2 separate regions of the Homo sapiens genome follow, and region 1 is linked to region 2. A link is a contact called in ENCODE Hi-C or POLR2A ChIA-PET data. All regions are on one chromosome and are shown on one strand. The core of a region is the stretch at or near the end of the contact, and the rest is flanking DNA. Distances in the headings are between cores, read along the strand shown. Region 1 has its middle 44 kb from the start of LINC01814. Region 2 overlaps LINC00299 (long intergenic non-protein coding RNA 299).

Region 1 (7,393 bases), core at 2,815-5,314, 450 kb before region 2:
CTATCTGCCACTGCTCTGTAGAGTCCTACAGTTTATCTGTGGTCAGTTTTCTTACCCATTTCCTGCCAGCTGCTACTGGTTTTTTAGTCAGCTCTGACAGCTACGGTAATTGGGAAAGGACGCAGGCTGCTGGGGCCGGGTGATTCACCAGCTCTGGCCAACAGGGACAAGGAGCACAGACGGAGGCACCCCGTCGGTCCCCCAGGGCCTGGTCCCCCAGGCTTCAATGAGTGAGACACAGAAAAGACCCAGGGGCACACTCATTGTGAACCGAAAGCTGATCTCTGTGCACGCGCGCGTGCATGTGACATAAGGGAATTTTTTTTTTTTGAATGTGCCAGAGCCAATATAAATGGTTTCATGTTTTGAGAAGTCAGAACATAACTCCAGGCTGAGTGAGGCCCCTCTCCCGGGGAGCCCCATGTTTTCTCTGAGGTGTAACTGCGGTGAGTTGTCTGTGCCTCAGATTAGGATACTGGAGTCACACTTAACATTTTATTTCATGGCATTTCCAAAAACGAAGGGAAAACCCCCATTGCAGCAAATGACTCCTCCAAATAGAAAACTTTGTGTCTGTTTTGTAAATGCTGTGGAAGGGAGTTTTGGAGCTGCCTCACTGTCAGTCATCGCCCAGCCAGGTGCCTTTGGTTGCTGAGTGTTGCACTCAGGGGTGGGCTGCTGGCTGCCGAGCAGTGCCCCTCAGAGGCGGGGGCAGGACCAGCCACACAGCCTCACCTGTCTGGGCCTCTGGAGCCAGCGCCTCCGAGTTTTACCTGACTCTCCGGGTGGCCCTGTTGCCTACTCTAGTGTGAGAAGCACCTCTCTAGACTTTACTGGAAGCTAATATTAATTTTATTGATAGCCGTGGGTTATGGAGCATGAAAATGATCCTCCAATGCAGAATGAAATGACCCACTTCACACAGATTTACTGCCTTCCTCCCAGGCACCAGGATCTGTGCTGGGCACAGCAAGGGACCACCTGGCCTCGGGAGCTAAGGGCTCTGTCTCCAGGGGTCCCAGTCTGGAGAAGGTGGGTAAAGCAAACAAGGAAGCCTCCTAATAAGAAGTTCCCTAATCAGACATGGACTTTGCTGCCAGGAGCACCCAGTGGGGCCAGCCTGGGGCCCAGGGAGGTAAGCAGAAGGGGCTCACTGTAGTAGTAGGTGAGACACAAACAGTTTCATCCATGGGTAGGAAATAGATGAGGGGGAGGGAGAGAGTTAGGAGATGGTCATGGAGATTGCGGGTGCTAAGAATGGCCTTGGTGGGTTTGGGGTCATCCCTGCTCTGACACTGTACAGCACAGTCAGCTTGAACCAGTCCCTGACCTCTCTAAGGATCAGTTTTCTCATCCATGCAATGGGTTTAATGATAGTTCCTTTTGTGATTGTTGTGATACTTCAATGAGAGAATAATGCAAAGTGCTTAGTGCAGCCCTCACTAAGCTCAGTAAGGAGGGTGACTGCATCTGAGGGCAGTGGGAGCCACTGAGGGGGTTTCAGCCGGTGAGTGACGGGAGCAGATTTTTTTTTCTTGAATAATTCCTGGAAATGCTTTGATCATTTAGGCCAGCAGAGGCTCTTGGTTGAGCATGAGACGCATGAACCATTAAGATTGCAGGATATAATCATGTGCAAATTTTAGACAATACCTGAAATCCTAAAATGCATTTCCTTTTTCCCATCGCCATAGTTTTGGATCCTAAAATCAACCAAAAGCAGAATCTGACCACTTTCCAAAGCAATGGTCCTTTAGATTGAGAACAAAATCGTGGAACAGCGCTTCATTTTTCCCGTCTCAAGAAGTCACAAGGCCCAGAATGCAAGAAAATCATGGCTTTTCGATGACCAGGCCTTGTTGGAATGGCTGAGAAGCTCCTCAGCCCCGACCAGGTGCAGTGACTGCATTCGGCTCTCACGGAGCAGGTCTGAGTGGAGCCAGGATTTGCTCTGTTCAAAGATAAAAACCACTGGAGAGGGAAGCAGCAGATCACAGGGAGCGATCTCAATCCTATAGGGGCCTGCTCCGGGGTGTTTTGCACGAGGCTCCATGTTAAATAAGCCTCCATTCGAGCGCAGCCTCAGGACGGCCATCCTTCATTCCTCTCAGTCACACACCTTCCACTTCAGGATGGCCATCCTTCATTCCTCCCAGTCATGCACCTTCCACTGCCTGGTTCTCTGAGCGCTTCCGTCTAGCGGGAGAGACGCCTTCGACCAATAATTGCACATAGGTCTGGATGATGCCCAGCCACAGTCACTCCTCTAAAAGCAAGGAACTTGCTTCTGCAGAGTCAAACGGAGCTCACGTGAGGTTCCTGGAGGCACTGAGGTTTCTTTCTAGTCTCCTGTTTTGCACAGACCTTTTTCTTACTGAGCAATTCACTATCTGCTGGCTTCGGAAGAGGTGGATTGGGTTTCAGGTGGGGGCACCAAGAAGCAGCCAGATGTCCAAATTTGGAGGCAACTCAGGCCACCCAAGTGCCTGCACAGGAAAATGTATGCAGCTGCCGTGCCACATCAAAGGCAGGTGGTCCAGGGTGATCCGGGTGCTATTCGTGGCACAGGCACCAAAGTACTGTCATCCGAAGCATCCTCTATCTCGGTTTCCTCATCTCTAAAATGGGGCTCCATCTAAGTTTTCTGGTTCTGCAAAAACTCCTGAGCAAACCACTTCACTAGCCAGGAACCTGGTATGCCTGCCATGCCTGGGGCAGGCAGGGCTTTCCAATTTCCTCCCCAAGGTTTTCTGAGAATTCATCTGACAGTGTCTGTAAATGTCCCTCCATTCTCTTTCATAGAGGAAATGCTCACATTAGAAGAAAGTCTCTTATGACCAGCACTCCCCACTTTCAAGGTAGAATTTTTCTTGGCTCCCACAGCCCTGGGCTGGCTTCTGCACAGCCTCCCAGGGTCTTTTCCTAACCCACAAGTTGGATTCTGCCACTGGTCTTGCCTAATTCCCACTAAGAGCCCCTACGGGAAGACACCAGGGCTCTTTCCATCACCTGCCTCCCCTTGCCCTTCTGAAGGGCATGTGGCAGCAGCACAGAGCAGCTTCAGGCTCCCCAGTGGGGCTGGGCTCTTCCCAAGTCTCAGAGCCTCCCTTTGCATGCCCTTTCCTCTGATTGGCTCTGCAAACTCCTCTTCATCCTTCAGAACCCAGCTCTGTGATCAGCCTCTCTGGGAGGCCTTCCTCAACCTCCTTGTTCCCCTGATGACGGATTCCCTTCATCCACAGGCTCAGAGTCAGGGTCATGGGGAACCCTGAGGCCTGTTCCTGGTCATCCTGTAGGCCAGCCAGAGTGCCTCTCTCACTTTTGGGGAGCAGAGGCACATCCTCCTTGGTCCCACTTCATGGCCAGACTCCTGTCCATTGACCTCCCCAGCAAAGAAGCCTGGAATTCCTGTTTCAGAAAACCCTGCATGAGGCAGGCTGACTGCAGGGAGGGCTGCCACAGAGCTTGGCGATGGTAGAGACACCATTTCAGGCTGAAAGTGGAGTGGAGCTGATGAGAAGGGTCTCTGGGAAGGAGGGCTCAGCACAGCCCAACTGAAGGCAATTGCGAGGGTCCCCGCTTGTGTGTACAGCAGCCAGGGTTGTTCCACGGTGGGTAGGAGGGTATGGGGAGGGGACAGTGGTCCTGGAGGCCCCAGGGAAGGGTGGGAAGCCAGCTGTCTCAAGGATCCTCCTGCCCTTGCTGCCACCTTCAGGAGGGAGCAGTGGCCGTGAGAAAGGAAATAGAGACAGGGAGGGAGAGCCTGGCAGCCTGTCCTATTCCTGCCCCAGGCGACTGGCTTGTGACATGCAGATAGCTCCCTGGGTCTGGTTTTTCCTGTTACTGAAATTGCTGCTGCATGAAATTCTCTGGGCTAGGTCAGAAGTGGCAGCTGGGGAGTGTGCCCATGTGTGTAAAATGTCTCAGCTTAAAGAAACAGGAAATTCAGGACCAACTCGAACTCTGCGGCCCACGCCTTGTTTCCTAGAAAGGAAGGGGTCCATAACACGGGAGGCTGGGGCCCCGGGGTGAGGACAGGGATGACACAGGAGGCTGGGGTCCCCCAGTGGGGCCAGGGATGATATGGGGGGCTGGGGCCCTGCAGCGAGGACGGGGATGACACGGGAGGCTGGGGTGTCCCACTGGGGTTGGGGATGAGACAGGAGGCTGGATCCCTAGTGGGGTTGGGGATGACACAGGAGGCTGGGATCCCCCAGTGTGGTTGGGGATGACATGGGAGGCTGGGACCCCCCAAGTGGGGTCGGGGCTTTGGCCCAGAGAGGAATGGGCTTCTGGCCTCTGTCCTTGCCTGGGTCCAGGGCAGTCTCCTGACCCACTGGGTCTCTTTTCCTCTCTGCTCTAATAGAATGCCGCCAAGAGCTCGTGCCTGCTGGCCTGGGAGGGTCTGGTTAGAGGAGGATGAAGCTCTGCTTGGAGAAGCTCTGGATGCTGGGTGCTGCCTGGTCTGGACTTTGTCCTGAGCAATCTTGGGGAAATGGTCCGAGTGAAGTGCAGGGCAACTCCTGGAGGGAAGACAGGTGACAGCGAGATAAGAAGGGGCAGCGGTAGCCTCGGGGTCTGGATCTGGGAGGTTCCTGGGACTGGGCAGTGGGGCAGCCATTTTCTTCATAGTCAAGTAAACCGAAGCCTTGAGAAGCCGAGTGCATGGCCCACGGTCCCAGGCTCTTTGCTGCTTGACACCTGCACCAGAATATAGGTCCCTGCACGTGGCCACCTTTCCAGTAGGTGGTTCGAGATGTCCCCACTCTGAATTCCAGGGCTGGGCACTTGGCCAGCTCCCACATCCTCCTCTCCCTTAGGGAGAAGTGCAGCGGTCTTGGGGCCACTCCACACTGGGGCGTCTGGGCTGGAAGTCACCCCAGGAAGCACCTGTGGGCCTGGCTAATCAGGGCCCGATGAAGGACACAGACTTCTAACCCCCAAGGCCCTCAGAATAACTGGGTCTGGCTTCCTGGGTCCAGCTGAACAGCTCTTGAGCTGGGGCTGTTTGGGAGATCTCTGTTTCTGTCTGCGTCTCCTAGTCTGTTCAAAGGAGCAGTGGTTTGGGTGTCCCACCAAGAAGCCGCTTTCCCACACGGGAAAGGAAGAGGTCTGGGGCAAGCAGATGGGCCTGGGTCGCTCCACTTGGCATAGGCCCATCCCTGGAGCTCTTGGGCCCAGAGAGACCTGCCTCCACCCCATCTCAGCCAGGATGTCCTGCAGAGCTCAGACCCCCGGGAGGCCCCCGTGACCTTTGACGGGAGGGAGCACCCAGGCAGATCGTGGGGAGCCCGGAACAGCTCACATGGCACAAACTCCCCCTGCACTGATTCCCCTCAGCTTGTTCCACTTTCAAAAATAGCTAATGAGGAAATTAATTTTGTCACCCAGATGTATTCAGTAAAAACATGTCAGGGAAAGACAATTAACCTCTGTGCTGATAAATCCTTCCCAAATTAATGAAGTTAACATTTGTAGATATTGAGAGATTCATTTGGGGAAAGAGGCCCTAAATTACAGCTTCCTCCAGGCTAAGAAGGGGAGGTTGAGGGTAGAAAGAAAGGAGAGAGATAGAAAGACATGGAGCAGGAGAGCAAAGACAGAAATGCACACACCTACAGGGAGCATAGTGAGGCCAGGACAGGGAGAGAGGAGAGAGGGTGGGGGCTGGCAGAGAGACACAGAGAGAAGGAGACTGAGGGAGAAGGAGCTGGGCTCAGTGGGAGCCTGGCTGGGGCCCTCCCGAGCATTTTCCATTGGTCCAGGCATTCACTTGCAGTTGACTTGCAGAAGACTCAACAACTTCAACCAGAGAAAGAAAAGAGCTGAGGTATTTTTAAGATGTAAAATTTTCGGTCCCCCCTTGGCCTGATGTCTCTCTGCCTAAGGTCTCTGGATTCCTTTCTCCCTGGGAGCCCAGGCCCTGGGAGCTGACTTGCCAGCAGAAGGGGCTGGCTGGCTGGATTGGATCTTTCTGAAAATGTTCAGCCTGGGGTCCTGTGTTTCCCTGAGAGCAGCTGAGTCCTGGCATCAGCAAGTTTAGCCTGCCACCCATGCAGGAGCCCCCTTCACTTTCTCCCCTTTCACCAAGAGCAGTCACGCCCCTGAGGCAGTATCTTACAAGAGGTGAGTCTCTGCCTGAGTTGGACCCTTTGATCCTAGGTTAAGACTGGCTTGAAAAGACAGGAAAGCTTAGGCCACGTGGACAGACAGGTCAGGGGGTGTTGGCAAGCTGACAGTGATGTGGCAGGGCCCAGGGTGGGAGGAAGGGACAGCCCAGCCCAGACTCGTGCTCTCCCAACCCTCTGCAGCCTCAGCCCCATCTGAGGAGCCCCAGCTTAGAAAGCAAGTCCTACTCTGCTCCTGGAACGGAGATGAAAAAGACAGCTTCCCAGGAGACCTCCAGTTTTGGCGATGTCAGGTTGAATGGCTGAGGGGCCTTGTGACCTCCTGAGTTCCCATCACGTCCAAGACCGGCAGGAGTCGCCTGCAGAACTTCACTGCCGTACTTCTCTCCAGAGGGTGTGATGTAGCCATCAGACCCTAGCCAAAGGGGCTGCTTTGCTCTTGTCTGTTTAAAAATTATGCTTTTAATAATCTCTCCCAAGAGTGTGACAGGCAAACAGGCCTGGAAGCAGTGATGATTTCAAATCCTGCCAAATGACCGATTCTGGGAAGTAGGGGTCAGGATGTGTGGGGGCTGGTGTTGCTGTGTGGAGCCTACCAGGAGGCCAAGAGGCCAAGAGGAGATGGGAGAAGGACCCTGAGACACATGGGCTGTGCTTCTTTCAGGAAAACCCAGGGTTGATGACAATGATCAGCAAACACGAGGGGAGGGAGGGGAAGCCTGGTGCCCAGGGCCCCAAGACATAGCTGGAGTCTGGCCTGGGCCCCATTTGGGAAAACTCAGAGGGTTGGAGGAGGTGTCTGGGGAAGAGTCAAGGGTGGGAGATGACTGAAGTCGGGGAGGCCCTGCCTGGAAAGGAGAAAGCTGCCTGCTTTGTTTCTACACTTGAAAAAATGCCAGCCAAGTTAGCCTCACAAACACTGTGGGCACAGACGGAAGAAAACAAGATATTAGGTATCTGGAGCTGGATTTTTCCGATGACCGGGTGCTTACTAATCTAATCTTCCCAGGCAGAGTGACGAGCTTGCAGATTGCAGAGAGTGATAGATGTTACCTATCTTGAGTTCAGTTGGGCCGTTGCTCTTCGCTGCGTGACAAACCTCCCCCACCCCCAAACCAGGAGCTAAAGGGAACATTAGTCCTGTTCTCTGGATGACAAGGCGGAGGACCTGGGCCTCCACGGGCCATCACATATAGCAGGGGCTCAGAGTGATGTCTTGGGGGCCCAGGCCTGTGTGATGGTGTCATGATCTCCAGGAATGGAGA
Region 2 (6,990 bases), core at 2,218-4,717:
TTCCTGGGCTAGAGTAATGCCAGCGGGTTTGGAGGGAGCCCGGTGTGGTATGAGATATTTATAAGGTAGACATACTAGGGCTTGATAGAATGTGGATGTTTGAAATTTGGAGAAATAAGGATTGCACTTACAGAAATGATGCTTTTCATTGAGAAAGGAAACACGAATAACAGAGTTATAGAAGAAAGATCATGAATTTGGAACATTCTGAATTTGAAGTGTCTGTGGAACATCCACATGGGGATGTACAACTAAAGTGCATGTTCGAGTCTGAAACTCATGGGCCCATTTTCTGGAAATAGAGATTATTAGAGGGGAGAACCTACAAGAGGCCATTAATGCAAAGAAGTAGATGAAGCTGCCCAGGGGTAACTCAGGCAATGAGAAGAAGCCCACGGTTGCGGCATTTACATGCAATGGATAACCAACTGCAGAGCTGGTTAAAGGGTTGTGCTGCGCTGTCACTCATTTTTCACTTACTCATTCCTTTGCTCAGTCACTTTTTCATCCATTCTTGTATTCATTCTTTTCTTTCTCTATTCATCCATGCACTTGATAATCATTTATTGAGCCAGGCACTGGGTTAAGCTCTGAGGATTCACAGATGAATGAGATACCATTTCTGATCTAAAAGGGGCAAGTGTGTAGTTTAATAATGGCCAAGGTGGTCAATAAGATTCATAATGACAACACGAGGTAATAAGTGCTTTAATGTTAGTAGAGAATTACTTGAATGCAGATTCCTATCCTACTCTGGGAATGCCTTCACAAAGAGAAAATGCTTGAGTGGTGACTTGAAGGACAGACAGAGCCTTAAGAAGTGGACGAAGAGATGGTAGATTATTGCAGAGCAAGAACTGTTGCATAAAATGCATGGACCTCAGGGAATTACAAATTGGTTAATGTGACTCAGCCAAAGGGTACTGAGATAAGAAGTGTCTCTAGGAGCTCGTGATGAAAGACCTTGAACACGGTGATAAGTAGATAAACAAATCTTGGAAGCAGTGGGAAGCAACTACACGACTTTAAACCGTTTTAAGAGGCATGATGGATTGGAGATTTGGCGGATGAATCATTCAGTGTGGAAGTAGACGAACAGGCATGATGAGGTTGTGCACAAAAGCTGGTTGGAATGATGAGGGTGTGACTTCAGTCACAGGAGTGATGGAGAGGCATAACACCATCTGAGAGATGTGAACAGGTAAGAATTGATAAGGCTTGGGGGCCAACTGGTTTTAGGGGCTGAGGAAGAAGGAAGGAAGAATCAAAGATAATGATCAAATCTGGATTTCTGATTTGTGTTAGAGGACAGACGGTGAGGCCATTCACAACATCAGGTCATAGAAGGACGAGGTGCTTAGCTCTGTTTTGGAGCCAGAACAGGTCCTTTTATTACATGTAACTTCAGCCTTGAGAGTGGTTTAGTACGATGGAATTACAATTGCTCTGGCTATAGTGTAAAAGAGGTCTACATCTACGTGGTTCAGCCAACCCACAGGCCTTCTTGACAATCTACAGTATATTTTGAACTGTTCTCATTGCTGAGGAAGAGAGAAAGTTACTCTTTTACAGTTGGCAAACCTTTTGTAACAGGGCTTTCTCCTCTAGAACAATTACAACAGCCTGAGACAGAATTCACCAAGTACTGAATTGTAAGATACGCCTCAAGGGCATTAGGACTTTAAAAGAGCAGGGGATCAGAAAAGCAGCTAGGAGCAATAAGGGGTGGTTTTCTGAAGAGACAGGACTTGAGCTGAGTTTGGCAGAGAAGTATGGGTTATAAACCCAAAGTCTCATGGGCATACAGTGTTGAAACCAAATGTTAAACCAGGCAGTGGGCTCTGAGATTCTGCATGTCTTCCCAAATCATTTTGCTGGTTTAGGAGTTTGGATTTTGGATGAGATTATCATAATTAGTCTGTTTTGTGTGTCATGATTACCACTGAAAAGCTCTCCCACCTCATCCTTCACTCTGTACACATGTTTATGGTATTACTGGATGGTGCTTGAAGAGTTTCTGGCTTTCAAGAGTTTAGGTGCTGGGGACACCTGCCTCCTTCCCTCTGGAATGCTAGGACCTGATAACTGAAAAACTCTATGGATCAAAGTCTGGGCCAGTGGACTCTTGTTCATATCAGGCCTGAACCTGGCCATGCTGACAGCCTCCCCTTGCTGGGGGCCCATGATCCACAAAATCTCCATCTGGAGCTACATCTGTGATTGGAGCAACCCATCCCTGAGCGTTGCCCATATTGCATCTTCATCTGAGGTGTTTCTAGACTGAAAACTAATGGTTTGATTATCACCTGGAGAAACCGGCCTCTTTTTTGTCTGATTTTTATTTCTTGCTTTCTCAGGGAAGCTAAACATGTTGTAAAGGAAGGCCTGGATTCTCACCCCAAAGCTGTGACAATATAAGGGGACACTGTAGGTTGCCACCCTATAAGCTGCATGGAGGTTGTTGGCCAGGGAACCCGGTGAAACCCATATCCCTCTGCTGCGGATCATATTTTTGTTGAAAACACCCCTAGTTTAGTGCTCTGTCTTGATATCTGTCTCCAATCCCTTGACATTAGCAACTCATTAAGATCCTCTTCTTGGGTGAATTGGACTAAGCTTTTCCCTGGGGACTCAGTTCTTAGCTCTGCTCACTCCCTACCCCACCGACTCTGCTTTTTGGTGTCTTCATGAATCTCAGTGTGATGCTACTTCCCTCCACCCCACCTCCAGGTCACATCAGGTGGACCACCTCCTCAGCAGCACACCAGACCCATCTGTTTTAGACAGTCTGAATAGAGAATATAGTAAAAGCTCTAATTTTCCCTTCCTAGAGATGAGTTAGATGCTCAGACTTAACATATAGGAAGAAACACAAGCAGCTGGGTGGCAGAGCCAGTCCACTTGGAAGGTGTTGGCTGGAGCATGGGCATCAGGAGCCTGGGCAGAGTTGACCTAGGCAGATTCTCCTCTGGTCATCCTACTCAGCCTGGGGAGCTTTCAGAGCTGACCACCCTCTGGTGGGAAGGGAGTGGCAGCAGAAGCATCATTTCTATTCTTCTCCAGGGCCTGAATAATTGTGCTGGGAGAGCAGAGCCAGCTAGAAGACTTTGTAACGCTTCTTGGCAAGAGCTGGGCTCCAAAGTGCGGAGGACATTTCCTATCTCTCTCCTGACTGCTATGCTGGGGGTGCACAGAGAGTTCTGAAAAGCCTGATGAGTATTTTTCACAACAGAAGGGAGTCTCATGGCAGCTCTCAAACTTGGTGTGCATGGACACGTCTGCCATGAGTCTTGCCTTTGCAGAAGGAAGTAAAGGCTCTTTGATGACTGGGTCTTCAGCATCGTGTGTCTGCTTGTTACCTGCCACCACATTGCCAGGCATTTCTTCTGTCCGGTGGGCTGGGAAGAGTTAGCAGATCCTAGGGAATGGTGAGCTGTGGTTTGTGGCTTCATGGATATTTAGGTTCCTGCCCATGGAGTCATGCAACACTGTGACTCACCATGAGCTGTACACCAAGTACACCAAGAAGTAGCAAAATCATACTTTACATAGTAATTTTAGAGCTGTTTTCTTTTTCCTTATTTTTAAAAATTACATATGTTACATGCACAGTGAGAAAAATAATTAACTAAGTCAGATACAGTTTCTTAACCTAGACATAGGGTCTATGGAGAGAGCCATTACAGATTCACTGACAAATAATCAAATAATTGTGTGTTTGTGTGTGCGTGTGTGTGTGTGTGTGTGTGTGTGTGTGTGAAAGAGAGAGAGAGAAAGGGAAAAGAGAAAGAGAGAGAGAAAGAGACAGAGACAGAGACAGAGGAGAGTGGTTTTGCCAGTAATGTCAGCAGAACTTCCCTGGGGCTGATAGTGACTGGAGAAGGTTGCCTTGTGGAGTGCCAGTGAAGACAAGCAAAGAGCTTCCCCACTGCATCTGAGATGAGGGGCCTGGACATCTTATCATGACATTCAAGGACTCTGCGGCATGGGCCCAACATGTCTCTCCTAGGGCCTGTCCCCATGGCTGCCTCTTCCTCACCCCTCCAGCCTCTTCTCCTCCCCACCCTTATCCCAACCCACCCATTAATCACACCAAGCATCCAAGGACTCACCATTCACTGAGCCAGGATCTTCTGGCCCCGGTTTCCACTTATGCTTTCACTCCCCCTGAGTGTTGTCATGGTGTCTATTATATCTGGGGACAGATGGAGTTTCTGTGCTTTCAATAGCAATGGGTTAGCACTTCCAGGACTTAAGAGACATGAGTCATTTGAAAGGTTTCAGCATGCCCCTATTCCCTCTCAAAATGTAGTATCCCAATGATGTCCAGACATTGCACAGTGTCAGCAGGGCTTACTAATGTGAAGCTGCAAAGGCCGAGGGTCTCTTTAGGACACCATCCTATGCTTCAGGCACCCCATGCTTTTCTTTTTTCTCTACTTGGTGAAATACAGCATTCATCAAAGTTCAGCTTTACCATATGACACAGTGATTTCACTTCTGGGTATATTTCCAAAAGAATTGAAATCAGGATCTCAAAGAGATATCTGCACTTCCATGTTCATTGCAGCATTATTGACAACAGTAAAGAAATGCAGTCAACCTGTTTTCATCCACAAATGAGTGAGTAGAGAAGATGTGCTGTATCTATGCAATAGAATATTACCCAGCCTTAAAAAAGAAAGAAATCTTGACATTTGCAACAGCATGGATGAACCTGTGAAACATTTTGTTAAGTGAAATAAGCTATGAACAGAAGTACAAACACTGCATGATTACACTCATATGAGGAATCTAAACCAGTCAAACTCTTGGACCAGGCGCAGTGGCTCATACCTGTAACCCTAGCACTTTGAGAAGCCAAAATGGGAGGATAGCTTGAGCCCAGGAGTTCAACACCAGATTGGGCAACATAGTGACACTCTGTCTTTACAAAAAATAATTTTAAAAAATTAGCCTGGCATGGTGGCATGTGCCTGTAGTCCCAGCTACCTGGGAGGCTGAGGTGAAAGGATCGCTTAAGCCTGGGAGGTCAAGGCTGCAGTGAGCCATGAATGCCCCACTGCACTCCATCCTGGGCAACAGAGTGAGACCCCATCTGAACAAAAAAGCAAAACAAAACAAAGACAAAAGAGTTGAACTCACAGAAATAGAGAATACAATAGTAGTTTTCAGGAGCTGGGGTGGGGGACTGGGTGGGCAAAATGAATTGTTCAGTGGGTATAAAGTTTCAGTTCTACAAGATGAGTAGGTTCTAGAGATCTATACTACACTATGCAGTATAGTGCCTTTAGTCAACACAGTATTGTCAACTCAAAATTTGTTAAGAGGGCAGATATCATGTTACACGTCCTTGCCACAAACACAAAACTAAACAAAAGGGACACAAGGAAACTTTGGGGGGTGTTGGTTATGCCTATTACCTCAGTTTTGGTGATGGTATCACAGGTGTTTACATATATTCGAACTCATCCAATTTAAATTGTCCACATTAAATACATGTAGTTTTTGTATATCAATCACACTTCAATAAAGCTGTTATAAAAGTTGCTTTCTGTGTGAAGTCTCCCCTGATCCTGCCTCTTCTCCCCCATCATGGGGTAGACTCACTCATGCAAGCTCCTGCAGTCTGAGCTCAAGCATTTTAATAATGTTTTCTCAAATGTCACTGCAGTCCCTTGGGTGCACATCCTTTCATTCCTCATAAGACTGCATGGACTTTTGAGGGGACGGTCTGAGCTTTGTTCATCTCTGAGTCTTTATCAGGGTGCCTCGCTCAGTAGACACTAATAGAAGATGCCCCTTGCATGAACGAATGAGTTCCCCAAGGCTGGAAGGCTGGGAGAGAAGGAAGAATGACACAGCTGGAAGATTCTCTGTCCATGCAAACAACTGAAATGGTTTTAGTATAAAGCTGCAGAGAGATCAAGAAAGGAGAGTGAGGCAGAAGGGTGCAGACAGTAGGGCTGTGATCACAGATGCCACACTTTCTCCATTCCTACAAGTCATGAAGAGGAGAGTGAGTGAAAGAGTCTGATATTAATATTAGCCCTTCTGGCCAGGCGTGGTGGCTCACACCTGTAATCCTAGCACTTTGGGAGGCTGAGGCGGGTGGATCACTTGAGGTCAGGAGTTCAAGACCAGCCTGGCCAACATAGTGAAACCCCATCTCTACTAAAAATACAGAAGTTAGCCAGGTGTGGTGGCACACGCCTGTAATCCCAGCTACCTGGGAGCCTGAGGCAGGAGAATCGCTTCAACCAGGAGGCAGAAGTTGTAGTGAGCCAATATTGCGCCACTGCACTCCAGCCTGGGTGACAGAGCAAGACTCCATTTAAAAAAATAAAATAAAATAAGGTGCGGGGGAAGAAAGAAAGAAAAATTAGCCCTTCTACAGTGGCATAAGAAAAATAGGTGGCATTTTATTCAGATTGTGTGTGTGTGTGTGTGTGTGTGTGTGTGTGTTGGAATTGGGTGGGGAGGCAAGAGAAGGGGACCCTGCCTTCACCTTGGATCAGTTGCATGTTCTCTCTGAACCTTGGTTCCTCACCAACTACATGGATATTTCAAGGTGCACACTATGGGATTGTTATGGTGATTAACTGGGATGAGGTCATGAAAGCATCCAAGTACATAGCTGGTGCTTGGTCAGTGTTTGTAACTGACGTTTATACTGTATCATTCTTGAGGGAGGACAATAAGAGTTTCAATTTATCAAGTACCTACCTTGTTTCAGGCACTATACTAGTCCTGCGTATGCATTATATTCAATACTTCAACAAATGGACAAGGACAATACCTTGCTGCTACAAAAACCAAAGCTCACATGTTAACAGAATTGCTCCAGAAGAAACAGCCTGAGTGGTGGGAGTGGTAGAGAAGAGCCTGAGCTTAAATCCCACTCTGCACAATAGGGAAACAATTCATTTTACTGCATGGTGGCTTGGCTCTCTCACCCCCTTTCACCTCTTCTATTGGGAGAAGTCAGGA

The links. Hi-C counts contacts between places; a loop is a spot of excess contacts on that map. ChIA-PET counts read pairs that join two places held with the same protein, here RNA polymerase II (POLR2A). Pooled maps may share reads with other maps.
Region 1: a loop to region 2 is called in a map with no recorded cell type, with 33 times the contacts of the local background. The contact joins two enhancer-like sites. A Hi-C loop is called at or near these places in 1 of 37 single-sample maps with no recorded cell type and 6 of 50 pooled maps. POLR2A ChIA-PET finds 5 or more read pairs at or near these places in 1 of 52 experiments (activated CD4-positive, alpha-beta T cell).

Annotation. Positions count from the first base shown.
Region 1 is chr2:8,536,527-8,543,919 of GRCh38, reverse strand. No RefSeq gene overlaps it. Among named protein-coding and RNA genes, the nearest start is that of LINC01814, 44 kb to the left of the region's middle. RefSeq lists enhancers at 1-202, 177-466, 477-526 and a cis regulatory region at 6,052-7,393. Within about 2 kb of position 4,064, at least 17 of the 41 ENCODE cell types and tissues checked have a DNase peak (open chromatin) inside an H3K27ac peak, as active enhancers do.
Region 2 is chr2:8,083,793-8,090,782 of GRCh38, reverse strand. The region is part of intron 7 of LINC00299 (long intergenic non-protein coding RNA 299); the gene reads left to right. Among named protein-coding and RNA genes, the nearest start is that of LINC00298, 110 kb to the right of the region's middle. RefSeq lists an enhancer at 3,109-4,308. Within about 2 kb of position 3,467, at least 2 of the 41 ENCODE cell types and tissues checked have a DNase peak (open chromatin) inside an H3K27ac peak, as active enhancers do.